2 separate regions of the Homo sapiens genome follow, and region 1 is linked to region 2. The links are chromatin loops, found by intact Hi-C in ENCODE. Cell type or tissue: Calu3. All regions are shown on one strand. Links, peaks and the distances in the headings refer to the core of each region. The heading gives the core; the rest is flanking DNA.

Region 1 (16,232 bases), core at 4,586-12,585, 190 kb after region 2:
AATATTTCTCCCTTTCCCTTACACCCTTTTGGACCCTGCCTTCTGTCCTCATCCAGCCTTTCTTCTTTCTCCAGGTTTTTTTTTTTTTTTCTGAATCTGTTACTCAACAGACCTAAGAGCTCTGTGGCTTTGGAAAAGTCATTTAACTTTTCTAAGCTTCAGTTTCCTGCTCTGAAAATGGGGGTAATGTTTATTTCATAAGTTTATTGTGAGGATCAACTTTACTATTCAAATTTTAGGAATCATTACTCATTAAAAGGCAAGGCCTGCTTGCAAGGATTAGGCAATGTTTGCCTGTAATTCCCAGCAAATATTCTTAATGACAGCCTCCTGGGCAGATCTTCTAAATAGAAGGCATGTTAGAATCCACCAATGTGCCTATGATTTCCCCAGAGATCAGAATTACATACCAAGAAGTGATGAAACGAAGTTGTTTGGCTGTCAATTGCTTTACTCATTGCTGCCAAGAAAACATGGTTTATATTGTAGGTCACTAGGCAAATGCCCAAATGTGCTCTGGGGTGGTCGTAAGCCAGCACCCAAATACTTAGCCAGAGAACAAAGCTGAGGTTTATAGAGTAGGGCTTTTCTTATTGTATCATCTTTGCTTCCTGCAGCTGTTGCTTCATGGGATTTGGTGGGCAAGTAGTCTAGTTTGTAGAACTGCCTCCGCTGGCCAGCCACTGGCCCTATCAGATTTCCCCGTAGAAAAGGTTGCTATGTATTTTCTGAGCTCTGTGTCTCATTTCCTGAGCATTTTTTGGGGGATGGGGGAGGCTATCTTGTAGCCTTCACTTTTCCTTCAGCCTCTAAGCGAGCACTGAAATGGCAGAAGACATGTTCATCCTTTTAGCTGTTTTGATGTCCTTCTGTGGTGTGGTTGCCCAGGTTTTTTGGAGGAGCCTGGATGGCTATACTATTCAGCAAAGCCAGGAAACTATTGTAATGCTGTAATAACCAACGAGATGCCTAGAAACCAAAGTCTTTGTGAGTGAGGTCCCAAAATTGACAAAGCTCCATGACTTGCTTTAGGAGACAGAGGCAAGAACAATAATTTCTTGGTTCTGGAATGCTGTTTCTCTTGTTTCACTGAATTTTCTAAAACTGAGTTTTAGAAAAAATTCTCCATGAAATGAATTAGGGTGGTCTGGAAAATCAGCCATGCCACCAATGGCCACTCTTCCACATGATTTGGCTGACTGAGAAGAGAGGGATGTTTATGTTAGAAAGTCTTTGAAAGACACTGATGGCTTTGTGGTAAGAGAGGTGGGATGAGGAAGAATGACAGAGGAAATACTGTTGAGAAAGTTGGGAGAGGATTTGTTCTTTCAGCTCTCTGGACCATCATTTAGGACACTGCCTGAAGAGTAAAATTCTACTCAAATCTTCATTAACTGGACCATGAGAGAGTGGACTTTCTGTTCCTAAGCAAACCAATCCCATAATTAGTTCAGCATTGAGGTACTTTTAATACAGGGGCCCAAGGTATATAGAATTCTGGTATATAGGACTTTTTGAGTTTTGTATTTAAATGGGCAAAAACTGGAAGCATTCCCTTTGAAAACTGGCACAAGACAGGGGTGCCCTCTCTCACCACTCCTATTCAGCATAGTGTTGAAAGTTCTGGCTAGGGCAATCAGGCAGGAGAAAGAAATAAAGGGTATCCAATTAGGAAAACAGGAAGTCAAATTGTCCCTGTTTGCAGATGACATGACTGTATATTTAAAAAACCCCATCGTCTCAGCCCAAAGTCTCCTTAAGCTGATAAGCAACTTCAGCAAAGTCTCAGGATACAAAATCAATGTACAAAAATCACAAGCATTCCTATACACCAATAACAGACAAACAGAGAGCCAAATCATGAGTGAACTCCCATTCACAATTGCTTCAAACAGAATACAATACCTAGGAATCCAACTTACAAGGGATGTGAAGGACCTCTTCAAGGAGAACTACAAACCACTGCTCAACGAAATAAAAGATGACACAAACAAATGGAAGAACATTCCATGCTCATGGATAGGAAGAATGAACAATGTGAAAATGGCCATACTGCCCAAGGTAATTTATAGATTCAATGCCATCCCCATCAAGCTACCAATGACTTTCCTCACAGAATTGGAAAAAACTACTTTAAAGTTCATATGGAACCAAAAAAGAGCCTGCATTGCCAAGACAATCCTAAGCCAAAAGAACAAAGCTGGAAGCATCACACTACCTGACTTCAAACTATACTACAAGGCTACAGTAACCAAAACAGCATGGAACTTTTACCAAAACAGAGATATAGACCAATGGAACAGAATAGAGCCCCCAGAAATAATACCACACATCTACAACCATCTGATCTTTGACAAACCTGACAAAAACAAGAAATGGGGAAAGGATTCCCTATTTAATAAATGGTGCTGGGAAAACTGGCTAGCCATATGTAGAAAGCTGAAACTGGATCCCTTCCTTACATCTTACACAAAAATTAATTCAAGATGGATTAAAGACTTACTTGTTAGACCTAAAACCATAAAAACCCTGGAAGAAAACCTAGGCAATACCATTCAGGACATAGGCATGGGCAAGGACTTCATGACTGAAACACCAAAAGCAATGGCAACAAAAGCCAAAATTGACAAATGGGATCTAATTAAACTAAAGAGCTTCTGTACAGCAAAAGAAACTACCATCAGAGTGAACAGGCAACCTACAGAATGGGAGAAAATGTTTGCAATTTACCCATCTGACAAAGGGCTAATATCAGAAGCTACAAAGAACTTAAACAAATTTACAAGCAAAATCAAGCAACCCCATCAAAAAGTGGGCAAAGGATATGAACAGACACTTCTCAAAAGAAGACATTTATGCAGCCAACAGATGCATGAAAAAATGCTCATCATCACTGGCCATCAGAGAAATGCAAATCAAAACCACAATGAGATACCATCTCACACCAGTTAGAATGGCGATCATTAAAAACTCAGGAAACAACAGGTGCTGGAGAGGATGTGGAGAAACAGGAACACTTTTACACTGTTGGTGGGACTGTAAACTAGTTCAACCATTGTGGAAGACAGTGTGGTGATTCCTCAAGGATCTAGAACGAGAAATACCATTTGACCCAGCCATCCCATCACTGGGCATATACCCAAAGGATTATAAATCATGCTGCTATAAAGACACATGCACACGTTATGTTTATTGCAGCACTATTCACAATAGCAAAGACTTGGAACCAACCCAAATGTCTAACAATGATAGACTGGATTAAGAAAATGTGGCACATATACACCATGGAATACTATGCAGCCATAAAAAATGATGAGTTCATGTCCTTTGTAGGGACATGGATGAAGCTGGAAACCATGATTCTGAGCAAACTATCGCAAGGACAAAAAACCAAACACCGCATGTTCTCACTCATAGGTGGGAATTGAACAATGAGAACACTTGGACACAGGGTGGGGAACATCACAGACCAGGGTCTCTTGTGGGCTACGGGGAGGGAGGAGGGATAGCATTAGGAGATATACCTAATGTAAATGAAGAGTTAATGGGTGCAGCACACCAACATGGCACATGTATACATATGTAACAAACCTGCACATTGTGCACATGTACCCTAGAACTTAAAGTATAATAATAAAAAAAGAGTTTTGTATTAACATCTTGATGGAAATTTTCACTAAATCTGTTTTCATTTATTTAATTATTTATTTTGAGATGGAATCTCACTCTGTCGCCCAGGCTGGAGTGCAGTGATGTGATCTCGGCTCACTGCAACCTCCACCTCCCAGGTTCAAATGATTCTCCTTCCTCAGCCTCCCGAGTAGCTGGGATTGCAGGTGCCCACCAGCATGCCCAGCCAATTTTTGTACTTTTAGTAGAGATGGGGTTTCAACATGTTGGCTAAACTAGTCTCAAACTCCTGACCTCAAGTGATCCACCTGCCTCGGCCTCCCCAAGTGCTGGAATTACAAGCATGAGCTACCGCGCCTGGCCACTAAATCTGTTTGTATTGGTACATAATACATGTACATATTTTCAGAGCACAAATGATAATTTGATACATTCATATAATGTGTAAAGATTAAATCAGGGTAATTGGAACATCTATTGCCTTAAATAATTCTCTTTTCTTTATCTTAGGAACATTTGAATTATTCTCTGCTAGCTATTTGGAAGTGTACAATAGATTAATGTTAACTATAGTCACCATACTGATCTATCACACACTAGGTCTTATTCTAACTGTATATTTATACCCATTGGCCAACCTGTACTCATCCTCCTTCCCCGCTGGTTTCCGAGGCCTCTGGTAATCATCAATCTACTCTCTATCTTCCTAAATCTGTTTTTTTAAAGTTTACTTAAACATAAATATGCTTACAGAAAGATACTCATAGTAGTGTGAATATAATGCAATTTAGTTTAACTTACCCTATTCAATTTGGACCCAAAATTTGGTACATGATTTTAGTTAAAAAAAGGATTTGCAATCTGTTTTATTTTCATCTACTATAAATATAATAAAAATCCTCCCTCAAAAGCTGTTAAAGCAGGCAGCAAGATCCATGAGCAAATTTATTTTTGGTTTACTTCTGAATAATACACAAATTGCACTGCAAAAGCTTAAAAGTTGGTGCAGCAAAATATTTTTGAAATGCATTTTAAAATATATTTTGAAACATATTGTGTAGTGGAGAGAAGCCTATGTGTAACATATGAAACAACTATAACAGCAATCCCATTTTTGTTAATATTGTGTGTAGCTTATAAATCTACACAGACCAAGATAGAAGTAACTTCTTGAATCCGAGTTCCAGTGGTATGCTGAAGCTGGCTTGTAGCAGCTTCTAAGAATCGATTGTGTGTATCTCTTCCCAATTCTACTTTTACTGATGTCAAGCTGGTAGCTTGAAATTGGCTGTGATGGGAGTATTTATACTATGGCAATCAGCAGATGCCACAAATCAGGGCTCTTTTGCAGCCCTCCACCTCCCACCTCCTGAAGCCAGTTACTAAATGTTTACCAACACACCACATCACTGCTTAACACTATCAGTTCATCCTTCGAGGTCAAAAAGGAAACTCAACAAAAGAGTTATTGGTTCTCATTTTTATATACTAAAGAAATATAAGTTTCATCTCTAGGTTTTCAATCTATAACTGAAACTATAGTTTAGGCAAGGAGTACCTTCCATATCCAATCTGTATTGGTGACAGGTCATGGAGTTCACATGGTTTTAAATTTGCAAACACATATATACAAATTTCCCGAAGTTCAAGGGCAATGGGATTCTAGAAATGATTTTTTTTACAAAATAAATGCTTCTGTCTTGGAAGACTAGAACAGAACATACTAATAAGAGAAGAAGACGCTCTGACAAAAGAGGAAAAAATAACTTAAAATATGTTGGAAAACAACATCAACAGAGGTTCAAAGGATAATTAACAGAAAAATATATTTTCATAAAACTACCAAATGTTTGGCTTAGCTGAATTCCTGTGTGTTGCTAACTCACAGGGAATAGATTTTAACTAGTGTGGGTTAACTGGCACCTTAACAAAGCTGACAGCAAGCAGCATTTATTTTTATTTCACAATTTTCCCTTCCTTTCCAACCTCTTTCTCCTCGTAATCAACACAATGTCTCTACTATAATATACTGATGTGTGTTTAACCAGGGGTCAACATCTTTTCTCCGTAAAGAGTCACTTAGTAAATATTTTTAGGCTTTGTGGACCATAAGATCTCTGTCACAACTACTCAACTCTGCAAGTGTAGCATGAAAGCAGCCATAGATGATACATAAGTGAATAAACAGTGGGAGTGTGCCAATAAAACTTTACAAAAACAGACAGCCTACTGGATTTGGCATGCACAGTCTCCGGCTTGCTGACCCCTTGTCTAGACTGCAAAATGCTGTGGGGGTGTTCATCTCATTTGGGAAATGCTATTGTATACAACAGTGTTTGGCAAATGAAGGATGGGGATGGGGGTATATATCAGAATCACCTGTTACCCATATCTTACCCTTGCAGAATCTCTTATTCCAGACTGATTGAAGGCAGGATTTAGGTATTCCCTAGTTTCCTTTCCAATACCCATTTTAGCACCATCCTGTCCCCTAAATACATTACAAGAAGTGTTCCTTTCTCAAGCCTTTCCACATAATCTTACGAAAGCAAGGCTGAAGAGCATTTTTAATTGAAAACATATCAAGAGCCACAAGATGCAAGCAATTTTTTTCTGAGAGAGCGTTCAACTGTTAAGAACAGGAAATAAAATTTTGTCCAATAAATTAGATTATTATTTATTATACACTTAAGTGTCTATAGAGAAAAGAGGATAAAAGAGGAAAGTAAAATGGTATTCTTCTTAGAGTTTCAAATAATGATAGGTTCCCCAAATGACAGGTGTAGTCACTAAGCAAAGGGCAATATTTACTGCTGTGCATAGAGTGGGGATCATCTATTTTTTATATGTCAACATTTTCAGCCGTATCTCACACAGTTACTACGTGTCAGTTAATATTAACCTATATTTAATGAAGGAGGGCCTAACATTTCTTTTTACATAATCCTATGTCTGAAGCAATGGTTCTTAAGGGAATGACAGCTGGGAGGTTATAAAACTTAGTTGGGGGGCTTACACTGCCAAAAGTCTAACATTCCACCTAAGGAGTCATCTGTGCTTCCCCCAGAAACATGATGGCCTCAGTAAGCCATGATTACAGATGGGAATGGATTTATCACTGTGTTGTAGAACAAAACGGTAAAAATTGCTGATGGAAAGTTGCTAGATAGACAAATACATGCATGAATATAGGATCATATCACTGATAAAAGGCAGGACACAGGTGGTATACACAGAAGGCAGGAGAAACTTTGTAAGTTCATTAAATAATCACGGTACAATTAATATGTTAATTTACGGTCATATTTTGAATTATTGCCACAACATGCTAGAAAATAGGCCTAATCACCTTTGTAGCATTCTGGTGAGGGAACTGGGCCATCAGAGAAGCATGGATACTTTGGATCAGTCCAGTGTGCTCTGTTAATGTAACCATTCTTCCTTCTAAATCATTTGGATTTGTTCAGCAAAGTTCCCCATTCACAGGCCATCTAGGAGGGGAAAAGAGACATGTACGAAAATAATAATAATAATAATGATACTAGGTAGAAGATAATAAGTTTCCCCAAATATGAAGTGTCAGGGACATTCACAGGTGGGAAATATGACATCGGGTTGGAGTAGAACATCAGGCAAAGCTCCATTCATCTCCAGACCACTCAGCTCTTTTCCCAAGCAGAGTAGCAGTTATTAGTGCACTGGGATAAATTAAACACTGACTTTTGATTGTATTATTACTATAAAAATATATTAGTTATTCCTTTCAATGTATGATTTCCACAAATTCTGAAATGTAAGCTCATTACATCTTGGAGCCAAAGATTGCTCTGCTGGAGCATCTTCCCCATCAGGCAATGGAAATCAGTTTGGGGAGAAGAGGTTGTTCTGTCTTATTCTATTTAGGCATGTGTTCTCTCAGTCACTTCTAGCCACATGGGTCTGCTACCTACCATGGTAGAGATTATCTAGGGCATTGGAGGAAAATTAGAGAAAATCTCTGTTCCTCAGCAGGCTTTTGGGCAGCAAGTGAGGAAGTAAGATAACGCAGTTCAAGCGCGGGCATGCCTGCGCGCATGCGCGCGCGCTCGCGCGGACACACATACACACACACGCGCGCGCGCGCGCGCGCGCGCACACACACACACACACACACAGAGCTGCTTTGTCCGCTGTGAGGTTGGAGGTTTGGGGACTCTGTGCCCACTAAGCTACTTTCTATTTCAAGTGCCTGTATGTCTGAGGCTGGGTTTGAAGCCTCCAGCGTGTTTGGAGTTAATCCCCATTAGGTTGGACTCCGCCCCTTTCTCCCAAAGGTAAAGCAAGGTTTTCAGGCATCACTGCAAAGGGCAGCTAGTATTCCCATCCTTGTCTAACAAGCTGTAAGGAGAAGTTGTTTCTGAGATCTGAGCCTGAAGAGAGGGAACAAGTCAGTCAGCCTTCGTGGTCAGAAGGTAAATATGCAACTTGGGCCAAATGCAATTCAAACAGCTGGATAAGAAACTGCTTTGCTCTCCCCTTGCTCAGCCCCCCCTTCTCCCCTTCCTTTCTCAGGTTTCCTGTCCTTTCATCTCAAAGCTCAGAGAAGCCGTTTTCTACCCGAGGGCAGCCTGGTGCTTTTTTATTTCTTCATAGTCCGTTGTTTGCACAGAGGCTAAGATGAATCAGGGCTGGATTCCTATTTCATATTGACAAGATTTGAGGACCTAAGGGTTAAGTGCTAGTTGGTTTCCCCAGGGGAGTTGGTAACCTGAGGAGATGAAGTGCCTGTTTCTGGGAGTGGAGAGAGTGATTTTGTTATGACCTGTCTATACAAGTAAAAATGGATCCGGTTTGCTAATGTGGTAGGTTGATCTCCTGGATTTGCCTAAATCTAAGGGGTTATGCGACGGAAATGGGGTAATGAAGTTAAACTGAAATGCAAATATTGAGGCCTCTCAGGCTGGAAATAAAAGAATGCATCCATTTGGTAAATATTTATGAGTTCCTACTATGTGCCAAGGCATGACAATTTCCAGAAGAACCTGAAATACTTAAACTATAAATCCATTCTTGCAAAGAACACTTGGCCAAGTGGTTTCATTTTGTGGTGGGGAACTGAAAATAGAATGAAGCCTAGGGGTGAGGAAAAATCACCCATGGAGTGGTTGTGGGGAGAGAAAGGGGAAAGGAGAGATGTTCTAAATCTTAGGTGGTTTCAAGTCTTTTCCATTACTTATGAGAGAATAGGGTCTTTTCTGGTAGAAAGGGAGAGAATTGATACCTACTCTGGTGTTAGGTATAGTGCAGATGTTTCACTTGAATTTTATGCTTAATCATTTCCATTTTATAAATGAAACCAAAACTCAGAGGTTTTAAGTGATCTTTTTATGTGCATATAGCCTGTAAGGGGCAGACCTCAGGACTCTGTCTCTGATCTGATTCCAAAATTGTGACTTTTCCACTAAAACAGTATTCCTCAATCATTAGTTCCCATTAGAATAAATTGAGGATTTTTAACAATATGAATTCCCATAAATTCGAATTCAGTGAATCAAGGAGGGGGTGACATAGTCTGCATTTTGAACAAGCATTGAAAGTGATTCTGAACAAGCATTGAAAGTGATTCTGTTGAGACAAACATTCTTGATATACCATGCTGCCTCTCAACTTCTCTGAAGTGATTGGAAAAGCAATCAGCCCATCTTCTTCCCATATGGGCCAGATTCACTCAATAGAAGTGGTCAGCTGTGGTGACATTTTATTCCCAGCTTATACAATGGAGTGGAGAGACTAATGGGCAACAATAACAGGGCTGGGGTTTAGGGCTTAACAATGTCTTGCCAGGGATCTTGATAGGGGTAGTTTCTAACCAGCTGAGAGTGTGAGATAGAACTCGTAGCCAACCAGCTTATCACTGAAGATGATGGCACCTGTCTAGCCAGAATAAGAACTGAGATGAAGATCTCTCATTGGTACCTCACTTTTAAAATCATAGGATAGATGGGGAGCTCAAGGAGCAGCATCTTGGGGAGAGGGAAGGAGAGAGAAGCTCATATGAAATTTGGGGAGGTTATTCCAGTTCCTACCTTTCCAGTCTCAAACTCTGGAGAAAGGAAATAGCCCAGGGCCTGATGTGGAGGTTCTTTTTATGAGCTCTCTTTGTCTCTGCATGGTCAAATATATTTATTTAGAGTTGATCATTTCAAAGTTATCAATTGCTCAGTTAGTCCTTTCTCTCCACTTAGTCTCTGGCTTCCTGCCTTTTAATGCCTTACCTGCTTGTGAGCATTCCCACCTCTGGATGGAGAGATGCAAATAAACACATAAACTCACCCAACACAGTTTTGCTGGTCTTTCTACCCCAAACTAAAAAAGGAGGGAAGGAAGAAGAAGGCCCAGAAAGAAGTTCAGCAAACATGAAATCTGAGGAATTTGAAATAAAAGACACAAGTCAAAAGAGAGATCTTCTTAGAGTCACCAAGATGAGTGAGTACATCATGAGATGATTTCAGGCACAGGAGAACTCAGAGCACTTCTCATAATGGAGATAGCCAGAGGAGAAGAAACCCCTGAGGGAGACAGGTAGCAGAACATGAGGAGAGAAATGTTTGGGGAGTAGCAGTATTTTTTTTTTTTTTTGAAGCTTTGTCTGAAACAGAAAGATCTAGCATGGTCAGGCTGCTTATATACCCAACTTGATATAAGGAGTCACATCGGTCCAACACGTTTCTCTGGAGCAGGACTCTATTTACCCACTGGAAACATATGCCTGCATATCTCATTCATTTCCTAGGGAAGTCTCAACTCTGAGTAAGATGTATTTGTAACAGGATTGGCAGGAAGACAATGCACACTGTCTGGGGGCGTGAGGAGAAAGGCCTGTTCACGTTCCTTTGCCAACACCAGTGCCAAGAAAGCTGCTCTTCACAGACCAGTCCTAAACCAGCAGTCTTGCAGGCATGTTTCCCTCAGCAGCTGTTAAGTCACTGACTCCCTTTCTTACCACTTCATGTTCTAGTCTTTAATTTGCTTACTGTTTTGCCTGTACCCTCTTACCCTGGGAAAGGCAGTGCTTTCCTTAACTCAGAAGTTGCACAACAAGCTCAAGTGGAAACAAAAGGATTTGTGTCTTTTTCTGTGGGTACTGGGGAGGAGGTGATACAGGAAGGAATAGCTTTGTTTTTCTCCACCAAGAGAAATATAAAAGCAACGTTTCACTTTCATTGATACTTCATTGTAAGTGCCCATACATTAGTAGGTATACAAGAAAGTGAAAAAAGTGAGAACAAATGATTAAAGGCTTGGCAATTGGACACCACAGGGAGAGGGAGAATGCTCATTATGGGGAAAAAGGCTAAAGGTCTCCTGCTAGCAATCTGAGTTGATGAAGGGCTCTCATTTGGAAGATGGTGGCTAGCTGTTCTCCATTACCTCTGAGGACCCAACAAAAGGATCTGGCCTTAGGTTGCAACAAGAAAAGTTTATAAAGGCATATAACAAATTATTTATTGACGGTGAGAGTTGTTAAGCTACTAAGAGATATTATAGATTTCCCTTTCCTAGAGTTCTTTAAAAGTAATGGAGATAACCATTTGCCATGTATGGTTTAGGTGGGTTTCCTGCATCATATAGGTTGAGGTGACTTCTACCCACGAGGCTGTGCTAGAATGGCTAGCATTATCTCTAAAGATGAGCAAACATTAGGCTTTAGTAAGGATAGCAAATTCAGAACAGAACTCATATTTTTATCCTATTTATTACAACTTTCTGGCAACATCCACTGCATCTCATACAACCAATCTCGGAAACAGGCTTGCGGCCCATCTAGCAGATTTAAAAACCTGAGGAATGAGGGATAATGTGACACCTAAAGAGAGAGGTTCAACTGCAATCCTATCAATGCCTGGTAACTTGACCACTCTACAAGAGCATCAGGGTGAGTTCTTGGTTCCTGAAATCCAGTGTGGCTGTTTGGCTGGATATTCCAGGACAGGGAAACAAAGCTGTTACATACATGAAGTATACAACAGGAATTAAGATAGAATAAAATATAGCATTGTTTGTGATTTCTAGTTATGTAAATATAAAGCGACTTAACCGGTTTCTGGGAATGAACTTGGATTGCTTTGGAGGGTTGTCATGAAGGAGATTACTCCATTGCAGGTGGCATAACTAAAAGCATTTTCTAGAATACACTTCACTGTCCACCACATGTGAACATAAAGCAGTGTGTGAACAGACTCCATGTGCCCTGCAGCCTCTCTATCCAGCCACAAGGGAAGTTGGGCTGAGACTCATATTGTGTTCAGAAGCTATTAAGTAATTGGATCTCTGAGATCTCTTTCTTGATTGCGTTCAAGTCAAGTCGATGATTTAGAAAGGTTTGCATTTAAAGTGTATAAGCTTCATATCTTCAATGTTTAATTCCATAGTCACTTTTAACTTTATATTGTTTGAGTCCTGAAAAGAGAATATTAGAGAATTATCTGTGGCAGTGATTCTTAACCTGCTGTCCACGGATTGTGCTAGCCCACAACATCTCTAGTCCTAAATAGGGTGACCATTTCATCCAAGGTTTTTTGGGACTTTCCTGGTTTTATCACTAAAAATTCCACATCCCAGGAAACCCCTGAGTCCCAGGAAAACTGACATAGTTGGTCACCCTAGTCATAAATGAAATAAGGACTATGCGTTTTTCCTAAAGTTGAAAGTACTTCATCTAAATTCTGAAGGACAATGAGTTTTTCTAAAGCTAAACACATTTAATTTAAATTGAATTTTGAGAATTTGTCTTCCTATGTCTTGGCTTCAAAACGTCGCTTTTAAACTGAAATCATGGTGACAGTAGTTGATAGTATTGTAGTTTAATTTAACAGCTTCATTTGTCACAGGTGAGGACAACCATATATTACAACCCCTCCCCTCATTTCTACTGTAGTCACGGCACTACACAGAGATAGTCCGTTCCTCTGCCTTAAGTTCTCTGCCCCTCCTACTGGTTGTTATATTGGGACTTTTTAAAAAATTTTATTTTTCCATAAGTTATTGGGGGTACAGGTGATATTTGGTTACATGAGTAAGTTCTTTAGTGGTGATTTGTGAGATTTTGGCGCACCCATCACCCGAGTAGTATACACTGCACCGTATTTGTAATCTTTTATCCCTCGCCTTCCCCCCAAGTCCCCAAAGTCCCCAAAGTCTATTGTGTCATTCTTATGCCTTTGCATCCTCATAGCTTAGCTCCCACATATCCGTGAGAAATATGATGTTCAGTTTTCCATTCCTGAGTTACATCACTTAGAATAATAGTCTCCAATCTCATCCAGGTCGCTGCAATAATGACTTCTTTTTCTCTAGGCAGATACCCAGTAGTGGGATTGCTGGATCAAATGGTAGTTCTACTTTTAGTTCTTTAGGGAATCTCCACACTGTTTTCTATAGTGGCTGTGCTAGTGTACATTCCCACCACCAGTGTAGAAGTGTTCCCTGTTCACTGCATCCATGCCAACATTTACTGTTTTTTGATTTTTTGATTATGGCCATTCTTGCAGGAGAAAGGTGGCATTGCATTGTGGTTTTGATTTGCATTTCCCTGATCATTAGTGATGTTGAGCATTTTTTCATATATCTGTTGGCCATTTGTATATCTTTTTTAATAATTGTCTATTCATGTCTTTAGCCTACTTTCTGATGGGATTTTTTTTTTCTTACTGATTTGTTTGAGTTCGTTGTAGATTCTGGATATTAGTACTTTGTCAGATGTATAGATTGTGAAGATTTTCTCTCTCTGTGGGTTGTCTGCTTACTCTGCTGACTGTTCCTTTTGCTGTGCAAAAGCTCTTTAGTTCAATTAGGTCCCCGCTATTTATCTTTGTTTTTATTGCATTTGCTTTTGGGTTCTTGGTCATGAAATCCTTGCCTAAGCCAATGTCTAGAAGGGTTTTTTCAATGTTATCTTCTAGAATCTTTATGGTTTCATGTCTTGGGTTTAAGTCCTTATTCCATCCTCAGTTGATTTTTGTATAAGGTGAGAGATAAGGATCCAGTTTCATTCTCCTACATGTGGCTAGCCAATTATCCCAGCACTAGTTGTTGAAAAGGATGTCCTTTCCCCACTTTATGTTTTTGTTTGCTTTGTTGAAGATCAGTTGGCTGTATTTGGGTTTTTCTGGGTTCTCTATTCTGTTCCATTGGTCTATGCGCCTATTTTTATACCAGTGCCACGCTGTTTTGGTGACTATGGCCTTATAGTATAGTTTGAAATCAGGTAGTATGATGCTTCCAGATTTGTTCTTTTTGCTTCATACTGGGACTTTTCATCTCCAGGTGATGATGTCCATGAGGGACATTCGGAGTTAGTTTTGACTACAAGTGCTGAGATTGAAAGAAATTATATACTTGCCCTGATGGTGTTTGCACTATGTCTGGAGAAATTGGGTTTCCTTCTGTCTTCAATATTTTTTGAAAATCTCTATGGGAAATCATGGAGGCTTTTAATTGTAATACTTTTGGGGTAATACTGTAGGGGAAGGCTTCAGGTAAAAGAAAAGTGAGAAATTATGGCTTTGCCGTTGAATCACTGTGTACCCTTGGGTAGGTCGCTTGTCTTTCTGAAGCCCAATTTGCTCATTTGTAAATTTAGGATAATATCTTTCTTACTAACCTAAGAAGACCGTTGGGCAGAGCACATATAATAATGGATTTGGAAGGGATTGTGATGACACAGCTAATAACTGTTTGTCAGCTTGTTTCCTCTCCTCCTCTGGCCTGGGCTGCTTCATCAGGAAATGAGTCTGTAATGGAGGGCTGCTTGCACTTTTTGTAATCTTACAAACTCTAATACAACAAGCAGAGGCATTACCTCATTGCGGCCAACCATACCTGCTGTCTAACAGCAATTACTCAAAACTAGTTCCACTTCTCCCCCTGTTGCCTTTCAATCCCTCATCACATCTTTCTCTCATTTCTCCCATTCTCAGCCACAAAGCCTAATTCCCAGGGGCCCAGCTCAGGGCACTTTCTTCCCAAGCCCTAACATTCCAGAGTAAGCACCTGCAATTTACGATCTCTGCTCCCTTCCTGCACAAAACACGTAGCACAAAATACATATGTATCAATAGGGGAATTGTGGTTGAGTAAAAAAAGAGCATTATATTAAGAATCAAATAACTGGGCTCTGATCTGGCCAGTGTACCTCACTAGCCCTTCACCCTTGAGTAAATCACTTCCTCTCCATATTCCCACCTGTAAAGTCATGGAGAGGGGGTAGTTTAACATTGTGTGGTAGAAAAGTACTGGCCTAGGCATCTGCAGATCAGGTTTCAGGTTCTGATGTTGCTGCTTGCTAACTTACTCTGTGACTTGAAGAAAATCACTTCCTCCTTTACTGGGCAAAATTCTCCCATATGTAAAACAAGAAGGTTGGATTAAATGATTCATTAAGTTCCCTACCCATCTGGAAATTGAATGATTCTATGAAATGGGTTTCACTAAACAAACTTGAAATGGACTGCCTGCTCTGTGTCAGGCACTGTTTGACAATGGTTGTGAAAGGGCTCATGACTGAGACCCTGAGACACTTAGTGCCTCTGCTGCTTGTTCCTGTCAGTGTCTAAAATTGGCAATGTGGCGATGACCCCATACAGCCAGTTCCTGCGCTTCCCCTGCTTTGGGTCCCCCAACCTCCTTCCCAGTCCTCTACACCACCACATATAACTTTAAGTAATGGTGGTGAATCATGGAGAAGTTTTTGAAACATATTCCACCATCTGCCTGCTGGAGACATTCACAGTGCTGTCATCAAGCTGCAGTGTGGTCTCTAGCCGGCCCAATAGAGAAACAGGCCAGAAAGCAATGGCAGATTAATGGAGTTGGGAGGAAAGTGGTTGATTTTTGACAGAGGGGTCTGTGAAAACCATTTGTGAGCTGAGCTGAAGAACTAGATCTGGAAAGACTCTCAGCGTCTTGATTACAAGATTACTTGTTCCAAAAGGGACCTTGAAAGGTCCTTACAGCTATATGTTCCTGCTGCAAGGTAGGGAGTGCCTGATCCTGATCTATTTCAGAACTTTGAGAAGCTTTTTGGATTATATCCAGCAAAGGACAAGGAAGCTTTTCTTAATAGCCATTCCAGAGATAACCTCTCCTGGTTGGAAAGTTGCCTCCCATTTTGATTGTGGGAAAAGTGACTGATCAGTGCTCTCTCAGTGACAAGTATAGGGTATGAGACTAGACACTCCTTATTTTATTCTATCCATTTAAACCTGGCTGATGCATCCCAGTTGAAAAGCGCGCACTAACACACTGCTGGACATGTTACCCAAGTCAAATGGGAACAACCTGTAACTCTGTGGCGAGGTCTCTTTCCCTCTCACCCCTTATAGTAGGGGCGGGTCTTGATAAGTTGTCTTCCTTCTCCTTCACTCACTGAAAACAACTTTGCTCCTGATCCTCTTCAGATATTGCCTCCTTCCAAGCTACCAGGCCAGGAAGTCCATTCAGCTGGAAGCCGGGACAGCAACCTTGTTTTCATTTAGGCTCCTTTCCTGCCACTTGTTCCACGATGTATGTCAAGAGTTAAAAGCTGTCTGATCCGGCTGTATTTGAATTGGCAGAGCAGACCC
Region 2 (16,232 bases), core at 2,801-10,800:
ATCTTTGAACCTTATCACTTTTTTCAAAATCATTATGGAGTTCTTCTCTCTACCTACAATCAAAACTTAAGGGAGAGGGAATGAGTGAATCACCTTAGTAAAGAATTAGGGCATCTTGGCCGGGCGCGGTGGCTCATGCCTATAATCCCAGCACTTTGGGAGGCTGAGGAAGGCAGATCACGAGGTCAGGAGATCGAGACCATCCTGGCTAACACGGTGAAACCCCGTCTCTACTAAAAATACAAAAAAAAAAATTAGCCGGGCATGGTGGTGGGCGCCCGTAGTCCCAGCTACTTGGGAGGCCGAGGCAGGAGAATGGCATGAACCCGGGAGGTGGAGCTTGCAGTGAGCCGAGATCGCACCACTGGACTCCAGCCTGGGCGACAGAGCAAGACTCCGTCTCAAAAAAAAAAAAAAAAAAAAAAGAAAAAGAATTCAGACATCTTAAATAAAAGAGTGGTCCTTATTGATGAGACAGTAAGGGGGATCCTGTCAGTGCACTTGTATCCATTTATAGTATTAATTCAATAAGATTTATTATTGTAATTACTGTATACTGAACACTGAGCTAACAACTAGGGGTACAATGACTAAAGATATACTGGTCCTGTCCCCCAAGGAAGTCCCAATCTAATGGAGGAGACAAAGTACAAAAACATATAAAATACAAGAGAGGATGATAAGTACTATGACAGATAGAGTGTTTTTGTCAGGATAGGCTAAATGCTACAACAAATCTCAAAATTTCAGTGGCGTAAGTCAGTAAAGATTTTTTTGCTCATTTGAGTCAAAGCCCAATGTGGTCAGTAGGAGCAGAGGAGCATCTAATCCAGCTAGTCATTTAAAGACTGAGACTCCTTCAGTCTTATAATGCTACCATCTTCAATGCATGGTCTCCAAGTTCATTGTGAAGAGGAAAGAGAGAGTGTAAAGAAAACATATCCACTCCTACCTGCTTCAACCCAGAAGAGACACATCACTTCTGTTCACATTCTATAGGGGAGAACCAGTCACAGTGCCCCATTTAGACAAAGGGAGACTGGGAAAGATATTTCAGCTCTGTTCCTAAGAAAAGAAAAGAATCTTGGTGGACAACTATTGATAACTAGATGTAACTGGTAGTAACTAACTTGTTAACTAAAGGTAACTAAAGATAACTAGAAGAAGCCAAGATGCAAAAAACAAACAAAACCAAAATCCTCTCGAATCTAACTTATTTCATGTTAAAATCATAGTGACAACTACAGAAAACTAGAAAAAATAGAGGATCATCTTAACTAGTAACTAGCTAACTAGATAATTAGAATAACTGGAATAAGCCAAGAAACTCACGATGATATTTTCATCTCAACTCTAATTTCTCATCTCTTGCTTGAATAACTAGGGATAACTAGATGTAACTAACGTTGATTAGATAAATAATGAATTAGAGATAACTAGAGTAAACCAAGAAGCTAAAAAGTATTCCTCTTAAATCTAACTTTTCATTTCTTATTAGAAGAGCGAGCGAGAAGTATAGAAAACAAAAAACAGAGAAATGACACGATTAGTTAACTAGTAACAAGCAAACTAATAGCTAAATATTATAGACAACAAGAATAACTGAAGCTTAGAAGATCAGAAACACACATTCCAATCAATTATAACATCCTATTTCTTATTTAAATAACTGAGAGTAACTAGATATTAGTAGTGGTAAATAGGTAAATAGTTAACTAGAGATAACAAGAATAACTAGAGGCAGCCCCAAAAAACTGAAAAAAAAAAAAAAAACTGAAAAACACATTTCTCGCCAATTTAATTTATTACTCCCACTTTCTGAGCATTGTCCACCTCTCTATTTCCTCGTTGTTGTAATGTGTCCCCTATTAGGATACCCCATTGTTTCATTGTAAATCCTATCTGCTTCTACTGATGTTGAAGACCAATTCCTTCACTGGATGGCTACGTCCAAAACATCTGCTCCATTACTAGTTGGAGTATAATACTGCTAGATTGGTGCTCAGTGGTGGGCCACAGAGAGCCAGGTATGAAGTGTTGCCCTGTTTACACAAAAGGAGGAGGGGTTGCTGGAGCACAGACTATATCTGGGATACGGAGGGAGCCAGACGACCAGTTTGAACATGGCCATTATAGGAAAGTACATTTTCAAATGACAGCAACCCAAATTAAAGTCACTTGGGAAAAAAACCAAAATGATTGGGTTATCTAACTGGGAAGTCTAAGGTAGATATGGCATATTTGAGCCAGATGCTGAAATGATACCATCAAGAATATTTCTGTCCATCTTTTGCTTTCCTTTATTTGTTGGCCCCATTCTCTTCTCCTAAGATAGATTTTTCCATATGGCAGGAATGATGCCTGTTTGTGGCTCCCTTTCTTATTCTAGATTTATGACCTCAAAAGTAAGGCCAATTTTCTCTAGATCAAAATTGAAAATTTCAAGGAAGGAATCTGATGGGCTAAGCTTGGTCACATACTCAACCCAGAGTAATTAGTGTAGTTACAGAAATGGAGTTTTATGTTTGAATGGGCTTGGGTCAGCACCCAAGCCCTGTGACCAATGAGATAGAGCACTATGATTAGCAGCTGCCTCAACAAAATCACATGATTGTACAGCACAAGGAGCAGTTCCACCAAATGAGGTAAGGGTGCTGGACAGAAAAACCAGGTATATCCACTACAGCATCCAAGCGCTTGTAATCAAAGGTTTTTGAGCAGACAGGTCCAGACCTCTACTGAGATGTCCTCTGGGGGTTTGTCATGGATTGGAACTAAGCTTATTCTAAGGTATTGCTTGCTGAAGGATATTTCTGCTGTTAGAATATTTGTCAGGTGGTCATCTATGATGAAAACAGCATTGGAAACAGTTGGAATTGGAAGATACAAAGATGAAAACCACATTTGGTGTAGAGTGAAGTATTCTTGATAGATATGTAATGTGGTCAGTGTAAGAGACATCCAGTGAGGGTAGTAAGGCTACCTGCATATTTTGCTATAGCAGGTATAGAAATTGAGTCATTGCTCAAAAATCTGGGACTGATGTACGAAGATAAGTTTGTAATCAGTAAGATGTCAAAGAGAGACTTTCTAGATCCAAGAGCTGAATTTAGATAGAAAGCAGAACATTTACCTAAGGATGCATATTTGTGCAACCTATTTTTAAGAGAATCTAGTTTCAACGTAATGGATGGCATCATAGCCCCAAAGTCATGAGTCATCCATATCCATGATCAAATCCAGAATTATGAAGGCCCATGTTCAAAATAGTTTTGGATATATTAAATTATATAATAGATATTAAGTGCTTAACACAATCAGCACATTTTTTTTTTTTTTGAGATGGAGTCTCGCTCTGTTGCCCAGGCTGGAGTGCAATGGCCTGATCTCGGCTCACTGCAAGCTCCACCTCCCGGGTTCATGCCATTCTCCTGCCTCAGCCTCCCAAGTAGCTGGGACTACAGGTGCCCACCACCACGCCTGGCTAATTTTTTGTATTTTTAGTAGAGACGGGGTTTCACTGTGTTAGCCAGGGTGGTCTCGATCTCCTGACCTTGTGATCTGCCCACCTCAGCCTCCCAAAGTGCTGGGATTACCGGCGTGAGCCACAGCATCCGGCCACACAATCAGCACATATTAAATGTTCTCATAATAATGAGAGCCAATGGTTCTCTCATTATTATTATTGTGTGCATGGCATCATGCCAGGTATTTTAGATACATTATGTGACAATAATCCTATTTAGATCAATATTGTTACAATATTTTAAATAATTTGCTAAGATAACATAAATTTTTATTTGCAGAGTTGGAATTTAGCCTAGGTCTATCTGACTCCAAAGCTTGTGTTCTTACCATTACGCCACAGGGCTCCCATGAAATGCTGGTAACATCCTATGAAACCTAGAAAGACTAGGTACAACTGTCTACCACTTCCTACTTCCCACTGCAGTTTCATAAGTATTATTGAGACTTTAATGTCATCACTCTCCAGGATAGATAACTGATATTTCTTATCCATGACTTCTTAGACTACATTTCCTCTCACCTAGGTCTCTGAAAGACATTCAAATTGATATAAACATGAAAGGAAGATTAGAAGAAAACTACCTTCCAGACTGAATACAATGTGCACCAGTTCAGACACTGTACTATCCATAACAGCCTTGAAGTCTTTCAGAAATTCATGAAAGTTGTATTTCATTATGTACTAGAAGAGTGTGTGGTTATCAGTCTACTTTAGCAATAATGGGATGTACTCCAATGTTATTGCTTGAGTGAATAGAACATCACATTCTGGACAGATCTAGTGGGAGCATCAATTCTATAAAGAACTCCAGAAATGTCAATTTAACCTTCTAATGTCAGGTTTCTTACCTTGTAAGGAATTCAGATGTCAACTCCAAAATACCATACCATACTCTAAGCACCAAAAATATACCATGTAATACCTAGTCTTTCTAGGTTTCATGGGATGTTACCAACATTGCATGGGAGGCCCGTGGCATGTGGTTGCTATAACCAAGCCAAGACGCTACCTACACACTGTGCTTCTGTGTTTTATAGAACACTAGAGTCCCACCACACATTGATAGATAGATAGATAGATAGATAGATAGATAGATAGATAGATAGATAGATATTGCTAGGGAGAAAAGAAAATATATATGGTGGTCAAAATATCTGGGAAATAGTGGTTTAAATGTTCAATAGGGCCAGGTGCGGTGGCTCATGCCTGTAATCCCTACCCTTTGGGAGGCCAAGGCAGGAGGATTGCTTGAACCCAGGTCTATTGTCAAGACCAGCTTAGGCAATATAGTGAGACCCCATTTCTGCAAAAAAATATGAGACTTAGCTGGGCATGGTGATGCATGCCTATAGTCTCAACTACTAAAGAGGCTGAAGTGGGCGATAGCTTGAGCCCAGGAGGTCAAGGCTGCAGTGAGCCAATATTGTGCCACTGCACTCCAGCCTGGGCAACAAAGCAAGGGCCCATCTCAAAAATAAAAATAAATAAATAAATAATAAGTGTTCAACAGGTTTATTACTTATTAAATTCTCAGAGATTTTAACAAGCTTATGTGCTATAAATCTTTAGGAGAAGCATCTACTATGAACTGTTTTCAAATCCATTTGACCAGGAATTTTTTTGCTTGCTTGTTTTTGATGACTATGTGCTAACATACTACAGAAAACCAGTATGTTTCCATGAAATACAGTTTAGAGGATAGGTTACACACCCTCCCCAGGCCTTGCTGTGCTGAGTTCACTGATAGAGGCTGGGCTTCCTGTTTCCAGAGCACACTCCTGTTCTCTCACTGGCACAGAAACTCTTTTCTCCATTCCAGTCTTTATGGCATTAACCCTGACCTCTTGCTTAATTCTTGTCAGATTCCTCTCCTTGGGGACTGTCGATGATTAAGTGATAAAGTATGATGAGTAAATGACATGGCCTATGTTTTAAGAGGTAAATTACACATGTAAAACACTCAACGCACTGTCATTTGGCATATACTCAGTAAATGTTAGTTTCTAAATAGATGTCAAAGATTTCTTTAGCAAAGCCGACATCCATCCCAGACTTTTTCTTTTCATTTTATACACTTTGGTGTTATTTGGAATTTTTAAAGCCGCAAACTTAAATTACCCTCATTTTAAAAATTATAATAACTAAATAAGCCAATCACAAAGAAAAAAAGCACTGTGTGATTCCACTTATGTGACATACCTGGAGCATTCACAGAGGCAGAACATACAATGGTGGTTACCAGGGGACATGGGGAGGAGGAAGCATTGAGTTAGTGTTTAATGGGTATAGACTTCTATCTAGGCTTGCAAGACGAAAAGAGTTCTGGAGATCAGTTGCACAAAAATGTGAATGTACTTAACACCTCTAAGCTATACATTTAAAAATGGTTGAGATGGTGAATTTTGCATTATATGTATTTTACCCCAATTAGCAATTTTAAAAATTAAAATTAAAATAAATAAATGAAAACATGTCTCTCCCTTCCTCTTGTCCTGCTTAAAAGTCTGCTTACCCTTTGTCCCCCACTTAACCTATTTTCCATATTGCCACTGCAGTGGTAAATCTGACCACAGTACTCCCCATTAATCACTATAGGATAAAATGCCAAGTTTTCAGCCTGACATGCAAGGCTCTTTAACTAAAGCCCCTACCTAGCTCCATCTCTTAACACTGCCCCATTTTGTACCTCTGATCAAGCCACACCACATTGCTCTTTTCAAAATGTGGTATTTCATGACTTCTTGTCTCTGCCTAAAATGACTTCTCAGAATCCTTTGTATGCCTGCTGAACACCTCATCTTTCAAGACTAGGCTTAGTGTCTGCTCTGTGGAGCTTTCTTTGACCAAGCAGAACACTGCCTCTTTTGTATCACCGCTCTACCTGGTAGAGCACTCTATCACTGCAGGTAGCATGCGGTATTGCAATGGTTTGTTTATGTCTGCATCCCTCAGTAGACTGAGAGGACCTCAAGGGCTCATTCATGTTTATATCCCCAGGGTTTAAAGCATGGTGCCTGCTACATAGGAATTGATTAATACATGGTTGTTGAGTAAGTAAATGAATGTATAGAAGTGGAAGCACAGATCTGAGAATTTTTATCCCTATTTTCACTACTACTATCAATAAAAACCCACAAAAATCCTTAAAGAAACTGTGTGTTCTCAGGGTAGCAGGCAGACCAATACCTGGTGATAGAAAAGAAAAAGGGTGGGAGCAGCCTCAAATGCCTAAAAGTGTCTGCCTTCCTTCTCTTTTCCTGTTCCTGAAGAGATCACCACTATCTTGGAGTCAGGGTTTGTTCTCTTTCACACTGCCTGCCTGATAAAGGATTGAGTAAGGGTAGGGAACAGTGCTGGAGGGGAGCCACCCCAGGAAAGGGGAATTTATTCTGGTCTTCCTATGTTGGATCAGAACTGTTTTTCTTTTCTTTTTTTTTTTTATTTTACTTTTTCTGGTTACATGTGCAGAATGTGCAGGTTTGTTACATAGGTATACATGTGCCACGGTGGTTTGCTGCACCTGTCAACCCATCATCTAGGTTTTAAGCCCCGTACGCATTAGGTATTTGTCCTAATGCTCTCCCTCCCCTAGACCCCCACCCCACCCTCACAGGCCCTGTGGTGTGATGTTCCCCTCCCTATGTCCATGTGTCCTCATTGCAGAACTGTTTTTCATAGAAATGTTATTATATATGATGTACTTAAAGCTTTACTTCAAGCACATTATAGGTTAAGTAGCCTTAGGTGGACTGGTTTGGGAATATCACCATAATTTATAACATTGTTTATATAGGAAATTTGTTTCTGAGTTCAAAAAAAAACAAACTTTTGGAACTCGACATGAGGACTTCCTGAATTCTTTTTGAAAATACAATAAGTGTGTCAATAGGAATCCAGAGATTTATGAAAATGAAGAGTTTTAATTAGCGGAAAAGTGATCACGGCAATATTTAGCTGTAACACTGTAGGCATTATGACTAATTTATACCAATCCTATTCTGTGGTTCTCAAATTACCCATTATTACAACTAGTCTTAAACTCTATAACAAGGTAATTTAAATAAAGTTTTAAAATGCAAGTTCCCATTTTAAACCCAGTCTCATAAAGGTCCAGCATCCAATACAGCCTGTGTTGTGTCATACATGATGCCTGCAACTTGCTTTAGGACACAAGCAGCCTGTAAAAGCGATACACCCTCTCTCAAGCACTTTAACAGCAAAATGTCAGGCCATGAAAATGACTCACTAACTTACAGTTTGTCATCAGGGTAAAATATTCCCTGAAATGAAACAGTCTTCTGTAGGAACCCTCTGTATGTAAACAGATGCATCTGAAACCCATATGACCTATATGGTTATTTCTGGCCATTCCCCTTCCCACATCCAAATGTTTGTGATATATTACTATGCAGTTGAAGGCTGCAAGGCAATATGCATGATTTGAGAGGAAACAGTTCATTTACTGACACTACACAGAAAAGTTGAAGAAAGAGGCTTTCTTTAAAAAAAAAAATAGAAGAATCTAAAACTGCTTTTAAGAATCACCAATTTTCCTGTTACAAAAAACAATCATAGATATCTGTCAAATACTAATGACAGTCTGTCAATCACACCCAACCCCACCCCTCCCTGTTTTCAAGAGCTTGTCTTCTTATTGTAAAACTAGCTTTTAACTTTTTCCAAAGCAACAGAATTATATTGCTGCTACGTGTGACTGAAATGTGTGACAGGTTGTTTGGATTGTAATTCCAAGGTCCCAGTTATGACCTATCAGCTAATACACTCTCCTTATTCAATAGAGCCTTGTGTCTACATAATGTCAAACAAATGGCAGGGCACTAAACAAATAATGAGCTGATTTAGTAACCTGTGGAGTGTCTCAGGTTATGCTGCACAGTAGGTTGGCAACTTGAGATTATTCTGAGAGGCACAGTGAGGCCTGCCCCATGGTAATACTGTGATATCGAGCGATTGTCTGGGCCATTGTCCCACATCTTGTCTGGGTACACAGTACTGAACATGGTAAACACATTCATTCACTAAATACTTGAATGAACCCTGAGGAAAGACTTTTAGATCTTTCTGAGATGGACTAAACTCACCTAGTTTTTTTCTTATTTTAACCAACCGATTCACACACATTCCAAGGAATGAACTACTCAAACAGCAGCAATATTTTCTTACATGTTCCCCCAGGGAAATCTTAGGCTATGGCAAATTAAGAGAATTGCTCTGTCTGTCTGGTGACTCAGGGCACGGCTGGATTAAAAGAAAACGATATATTAAGTTTGGGTCCTGGTGAGAGCAGGAGTGGGAAATGGCCTGAAGTGTTCAGGGAAGGTAACAAAGAAAACATGGGCCTTGGGGCCTGCTTTTTAAAACAGATGACACTTGTCCTCTCAAACTCTGCTTCTCTCTACCTCTGAATTCATGAAAGCATCTTTCTCTCCAATCCCAAAACATGATGTACACCTAGCCATTCTCCAAGTTCAACCTTCCTGACTTTCCTATGAACATTTATAACACGTATTGTCACATTCAGCATGGACAACTCTACTGACTAATATAGCTAGTACCATGGCTTGTCTACACAGCTGGATCATAACCTACCTGAAGAGAGGGGCATTGTCCTCTATTTCTCAGGATAACTGTGCAGTGCTGGGTAACTCTTCTCTTCCTGCTCCTGTTGGATGTTTTGACTCTCTCTTTGCTTACTAACATGCACAGGACCTTCTCACTGATTAAAAAGACAACAACAACAAAAACATGACTCTGCCTTCCCTAATGTTTTATCATCAATCTTCTTCTTTTCTTACTGTATTCCTTTCCCTAGATGAGATCATCCACTCTCAGGATTTCAACCATCAACTATGAAGATGGTTTGTAAGTGGCAATCTCCAGCCCTGATTTTGTCTTAGAATTCCAGTACTACCTCGCAAAACTGCCCTATGACTTGCATAATTTTCTGTCATCTCATACTTGGCCTAGGAATAAAATCCCCCTCCAACATCCAAACTGGTTTTTCTCCCCTGACATTCAGATTTCTACTAATGGAGCATGAGTCTCCATATTATCATATTAAGTTCAGTTTATTTCAGCAAATATTAACTGGGTGCTTCCCATGAACAAGACATTGAGCTCAGAAATCTTGCTAGCATATTTAAATCTTTCCTCTCATTTTGTGTTCAGTCTAACCTGAAGCTTAGTATGTTCTTCCTTTGAAATGTCACCTGTATCCAAATCTTCCTCTCTATTCCCCTTGTCCCCCACCTCAGCAGTCCCAGGACTCATGTTCTTACTATCCCTGTGTTATTACAGCCTTTTGGCTAGTTTCCATGCCAGTATCTCTCTTTTCTCGATTGCAGTGGTTCTCAAACTTTGCTGAATATTAGGAATATCTGGGGATCTTCTTAAAATCTTAAGGCCAAGGCTATATCCCATACTATTAAGTCAGAATCTCTGAGGTTAGGAGCCAGACATCAATATTTTGTAAATCTCCCCAGTTGATTTTAATGTGCAGTCAGGTTTGAGAACCCATGATTATTCCTCTCTACTCACTGTTGCCAGGACATTTACAAACACTGCTTCATTACGCAACTTACTGGTTCAGAAACCTTTAATAACCCCCCATTGACCAATTTCAAGGCTCTTTACATTCTGATTCAATACTAGCTCATGAAACCTATGCCTTCCCACCTCAATGACCATCCACTGGAATGCCTTTCCTCTGCTTATCCAAATCTTATTTGCCCTTTAAGGTCCAGTTTATTTAAAAAAAAAAAAAAGCGTTCCCCACTTTGGGAGTCCGAGGCGGGCGGATCACAAGGTCAGGAGTTCAAGACCAGCCTGGCCAATATGTTGAAACCCCGTCTCTACTAAAAATACAAAAAAAATTAGCCGGGCATTGTGGCACACGCCTGTAATCCCAGCTACTCAGGAGGCTGAGGCAGGAGAATTGCTTGAACCCGGGAGGTGGAGGTTGCCGTGAGCTGAGATCGCGCCACTGCACTCCAGCCTGGACGACAGAGGAAGACTCCGTCTCAAAACAAAAACAAACAAACAAACTAACAAACAAAAAAAGCAGTCCCTGAGGAATCTAGACCACAATGATTATCTCCCCTCTGGACACTGAAGCACTTTTTGCCTATATAGTCCTTTCCTAACTATCACCTTGCAGTAATATTTTCTGCTCTTATGTCTCATTTTCAAACTAGTTTGTATGGTTTTGAGGACATAGTCTATATCTACCATATGACCCCTACTGTACCTACTGTACAGTGCTGCAGCGCTATGAAAATTATAGACATTCAATAAATATATACAATGGTTTATGTCCATCCAATCATAAAGAATATTTCAATCCACATGTAACTAATCTTAAATGTTTGTGCCATGTTGTAATATAATAAAATTAGGCAGTATGCTTAATATTCTCGACTTTTTTTTTTTTTTGAGACACAGTCTCGCTCTGTCGCCTAGGCTGCAGTGCAGTGGCGCGATCTTGACTCACTGCAGGCTCTGTCTGCACCCCCAGATTCATGCCATTCTCCTGCCTCAGCCTCCCGAGTAGCTGGGACTACAGGCGCCCGCCACCATGCCCGGCTAATTTTTTTGTATTTTTAGTAGAGACAGGGTTTCACAGTGCTCGCCAGGATGGTCTCGATCTCATGACCTCGTGATCCGCCTGCCTCAGCCTCCCAAAGTGCTGGGATTACAGGCGTCAGCCACCACGGTGGGCCAATATTCTCTACTTTTTGTCAGTAGACAGACGAACAGAAAAGAGGATATCTCTCTGAGATGGGGCTGCTTGTCTTGAATACCTCCTGACTGAGTATATTCAAAGGATGTAAATAGACTGCATGTAATAAACCCAAAGGAGGATATTAACAAGTCAACATTTCCTGTTCACGTGGGAATGCCAATTCCATTTATCAAAGATAGAAACATTATTCTTTTAGTCTGATCCTCCCTTTTCGGCTCCTCACGGCCCGAGACTATCATCACTAGTGGAGCCAAGAAAAGAGAGAAAACCCTCCCACTGACCTTCAGACCACTGGGTCAGAAAGTTAGGCTAACAATAAAGATTTTTATGTTCAGAAATGTTTAAATGGGCTATTTGTAACTGGAGGTAGCTATGGGTCACGTAAAAAGCAGGAGGCCTGGAGTCAGAGGAGCTGGGTTCAAATCCCAGCTCTGTCACTAAATAGTCCTGTGACTTTAAGCAAGTCACCAAGCCTCTCTGAAACTCAGTTTCTTCATCAGAAAAATGGGATGGGTAATAAATAGCATAGTATTTGGGAGATTATTAAATAATACATTATATGTGACTGTCCCTAGCACATAGTAGGTACTCAGTAAACATTAGCAGATTTGAATAAGAAGGTTAAAATAATCAGGCTGGGCACAGTGGCTTACGCCTGTAATCCCAGGACCTTGGGAGGCCAAGGCGGGCGGATCACTTGAGGTCAGAAGTTCAAAACCAGCCTGGCCAACATGGTGAAACGCCATCTCTACTAAAAAAAAAAAAAATTAGCTGGGCATGGTGGCGGGTGCCTGTAATCCTAGCTACTTGGGAGGCTGAGGCAAGAGAATCCCTTGGTCCCTGGAGGCAGAGGTTGCACTGAGTCAAGATCACGTCACTGCACTCCAGCCTGGGTGACAGAGTGAGACTCTGTTTCAAAAAAAAAAAAAAAAAGAAGGCTAAAATATGTTATTTGCACATTTAGCATCAAATGTAAATATTTTAACAAAAGGGAGCCATCCAGCTCCCCAAGAAAGATCCATACATTTTTAAAAATGAGCGTCTTGTTTGGAAATAATTTCAAACTTAGAAAAATTACAAGAATAAAACGGCACAAAGAATACTCACCTATACTTTACCCATGATAATAACCCTATTATAAACATTTTACCCCATTTGCTTTATCATTTTTATCTGTCTATCTAAATTTCCAAATCATTTGGGAGTAAATCGCATACATCACGGCCTGTTGCCTCTAACTGCTTTGATGTATATTTCCTAGCTATGAGCATATTGTCTTACATACCACAGTGCGGTTAATAATTTCAGCAATATCAACATCAGTCCAATATTTTATCTAGTCTACTAACTCTTTTCCAGTTTTGTCAATTGGCCCAATAATGCCCTCTATAGGATGTTGCTCCCCTCCCATATGAGATTCAGGCTAGGATAAGGTATTTCATTTAATTGTCATGTCTCTTTAGCCCCATTTTATCTGGAACATTTCCACAGCAGTCCTTTGTCTTTTATGACAATGGATGTTCCATAAATTTTAAAATTGAAACTGAGTACTTTCACAAAGTATAGCAGTTAAGGGCATAGACTCTGAGGCCAGACTGGCTGAATTAGAATCCTACCCCTGCCACCAATTATCTGTGTAACCTTAAGCAAGTTACTTAATGTCTCTGTGCCTCAGCTTTTTCATAAAAAATGGGGCTGATAATGCTACTTCATGGGGTTGTTGTGAAGATCAAATAAATTAGCACACATAAGACATTTGGAAAGTGCTTACCACATGGTAAGTGCTCAATAATGTTACATATTAATATTATTATAATTCCAATGCCAAATCAAACCTACCCAAATTTACTGAGTACCTCTTACATGCAAGGTATTTTACTAAGACCAAGTCATATGTACCACACCAATTACAAAGTCATAGAATGTTGGACTTAAAAAGAGCTTAACGATTATGGGTTCTTAATTTTTATTTTTATCACAGCCCCCAGAGAATCTGGTAAAAATCTATAAACAGACTTCCCTGCCTGTGCCCCCCCTCCCCCCGCAAACACACACACACACACACACACACACACACACACACACACACGGTAGTGGTTTGAATGGTTGTTCCCAGAAAGATATGTTCACATCCTAATCTCCAGAACATGTGAATGTGACCTTATTTAGAAAAAGAGACTTTGCAGATGTAATTAAATTAAGGATCTTGAGATGAGGCAATCATCTTGGATTATTCAGTCGGGCCCTCAATCAGGTGGCAAGTGTCCTTCTAAGAAACACACAGGCAAGATAGAAGAGAAGGAAGCAATGTGAAAATAGAGGTAGAGACTGGAGTGATATAGCCACAAGTCAAGACATTCTGGCAGTTACCAGAAGCTGGAAGAGGCAAAAAACAGACTCTCTCCTAGAGCCTCTGGAGGAAGCTTGACCCTCCTGACCCTTTGATTTCTGACTTCTGGTATCCAGAACGGTGAGAAAATAAATTTCTGTGCTAATTTGTTATAGCAGCCTCAGTAAATTAATACAAATACACATATTCACTCACAATTTGGTAGACTTCAGCTAGTCTGTGGATCCCGGGTTGAGAAACCCTACTTTCATCCTACTTTATAATTTACCAATCAGGAACCAGATTCAGATAGACCCATAGCTAAGTATTGAACTAGAGGGAGGGAGGGCTGATGGTGGCAACCCCAAGGCCCTGATATGGGATGAGATATGGCTGATCTCAGGAAACACAACCTAACTAGCCAGGCCTAGCAAATCAAGGGACAGGGCTGGAACGTTTTCCCTGCACTTCATCAGCATCTCAGTCCTTCTTGCTTCCTCAAGAGCCATCTTTTCCACCACCATCAATATTTGCAAACTAGAGAAAATAAACATAGTTACACCGAAAGAATTTGAACAAAGAACACTTGCACAAAGAAAGTAAACAAACCTTAAACAATGGGGAGGGTATGCCATTTGTCCAAGTAAATTAAGATATTGAAAACATGACCATTCAAACAAAGATTGTACAAAGAAAGTTAGACAGAAAAAGTGAGAGCTTGACTATAATAGAGATCAAGCCCAAAGCTAGGTCTGGAAAAAGATTGTTCCCTAAACTTAATAACCAAAAAATGCTGTTAGGAGCCTGGGTTCATTTGGACCCTGTGGGTTAAATTGTGTCACTAAAAAGATGTGTTGAAATCCTAATCCCAGTACCTGTGAACATGACCTATTTTGAAAATAGGGTCTTTGCAGATGTAATCAAGTTAAGATGAGGTCACTGGGGTAAGCCCTAATCCAAATATGACTAATGTCCTTTTAAGAAGAGGAGAAGAAACAGAGAGAGACACAGAGAGGAGAATCCCATGCAGAGACACAGAGACACACAGAAGGAAGACAGCCATGTAAAGATGGAGGCAGACATTGGAGTGATCCTGCCACAAGCCAAGGAATATCTGGGGTTACTTGTAGCTAGAAGAACCAAGGAAGAATCCTCCCCTAGGAGCTTCAGAGAGAACCTGGCCCTGCCAGCACCTTGATTTGGGGCTTCGGGCCTCTAGAACTGTGACAAAATAATTTCTGTTGCTTTAAACCACCCAGTTTGTCTCACTTAGTTATGGCAGCGCTAGAAAACTAATACCAGCCCTTACTTGGGAATCCAAAAGACATTTACCGAATAACTAACATGTGCCAGGCACTATGCTAAGCCCTGGGAAAATACAAAGATAAGACAGGCCATTTTCTTGCTTTAAAGCTGACTTCAGTTTTCTGTGATGGAGTAGGTAATTTCTAGGGCCCCACAGATGCCTTTCTCTGTCCTGTGACCTGCAACCATATCTAGTTTTTGTCTTATTTGCTCATGTATGCAGAGTATGTAAGTGCTTTAAAGACAAGATGTCTCCTGGCATTTCTGACTACTCTACATAATATTTATCCAAGAACACAGTCATTCAGACAGCTCCTTCTTCTTTTTAAGGTTCCAAGGGAAGGGGAATGGGGAAGGGGAAAGGGAGAAGGTTCCAGGATAGCTTTCATTTTATTTCCTGCCCATATATTTCCTGGTAAAGCCATATTACCAATGACATCTCCCCTGCTATAAAATGAGTAGCTCCTCACACACTTTATCAAACTCTGTACATGGACCACACTGTGGCACTGTTTCATTCCCAAAATTTAATAAAATACACAGTTCATTTTATATCACAATATGAGGCCTTCACCTCATGGTTTATGGTGTGAGTGTCTGTAGTGTACATATTTAAGACCAATTAAAAGTCTACCTCAGTAACAGAGCCTAGGCCTCATCACTTGGCGATATTGTGCTGCTATTATGTGAAGTCCTTGGCAAATTGATGAAATAGGCTGTATTTACCTTGATTTGATTCCCATATTCATGATTAGAGATCCCATTTTCTATCATGCTCTACCTTCTCCCCTCTGTTTACCCTAGTAAGGTGCTTCTTACCTTGGGTCTTTGTCATAGTCTTCCTTTGGCTGGCTGTGGTAACTTATAACACGGTGATGTCTTGAGATATGATCCCTCAGAAGAATCATTTATTTTTAAAGTGGGATATCTTAGAGGTGAAAAAAACCCTCGAATCTAGCTTACTGTATTCTTTACAAGGACCTTGTGAAGTGGATATTCACATGTTCATTTTTTTTTTTTTTTTGACATGGAGTCTCGCTCTGTCGCCCAGGCTAGAGTGCAGTGGCACAATCTCGGCTCACTGCAAGCTCTGCCTCCCGGGTTCACGCCACTCTCCTGCCTCAGCCTCCCGAGTAGCTGGGACTACAGGCTCCCGCCACCACGCCCGGCTAATTTTTTGTATTTTTAGTAGAGACCAGATGTTCCTCTGCGGGGATTCACCGTGATAGCCAGGATGGTCTCGATCTCCTGACCTCATGATCCACCCGCCTCGGCCTCCCAAAGTGCTGGGATTACAGGCGTGAGCC

Evidence for each region. Hi-C counts contacts between places; a loop is a spot of excess contacts. Peaks named below come from ENCODE experiments on the same cell type or tissue, not always from the same donor. Only the 100,000 strongest peaks of a DNase experiment are listed, where the experiment ranks them.
Region 1: a loop joins it to region 2, with 5 times the contacts of the local background. A loop is called at or near these places in 1 of 110 quality-filtered maps.

The regions. Positions count from the first base shown.
Region 1 is chrX:112,671,678-112,687,909 of GRCh38, reverse strand. It overlaps LHFPL1 (LHFPL tetraspan subfamily member 1), which reads left to right and starts at 7,972. Exons shown (of 4, transcript NM_178175.4): 1 at 7,972-8,081. In Calu3, for the core only: no CTCF peak of the experiment used is centred there; a DNase peak (open chromatin) is centred at 7,759.
Region 2 is chrX:112,857,935-112,874,166 of GRCh38, reverse strand. No RefSeq gene overlaps it. Among named protein-coding and RNA genes, the nearest start is that of AMOT, 25 kb to the right of the region's middle. In Calu3, for the core only: no CTCF peak of the experiment used is centred there; a DNase peak (open chromatin) is centred at 6,426.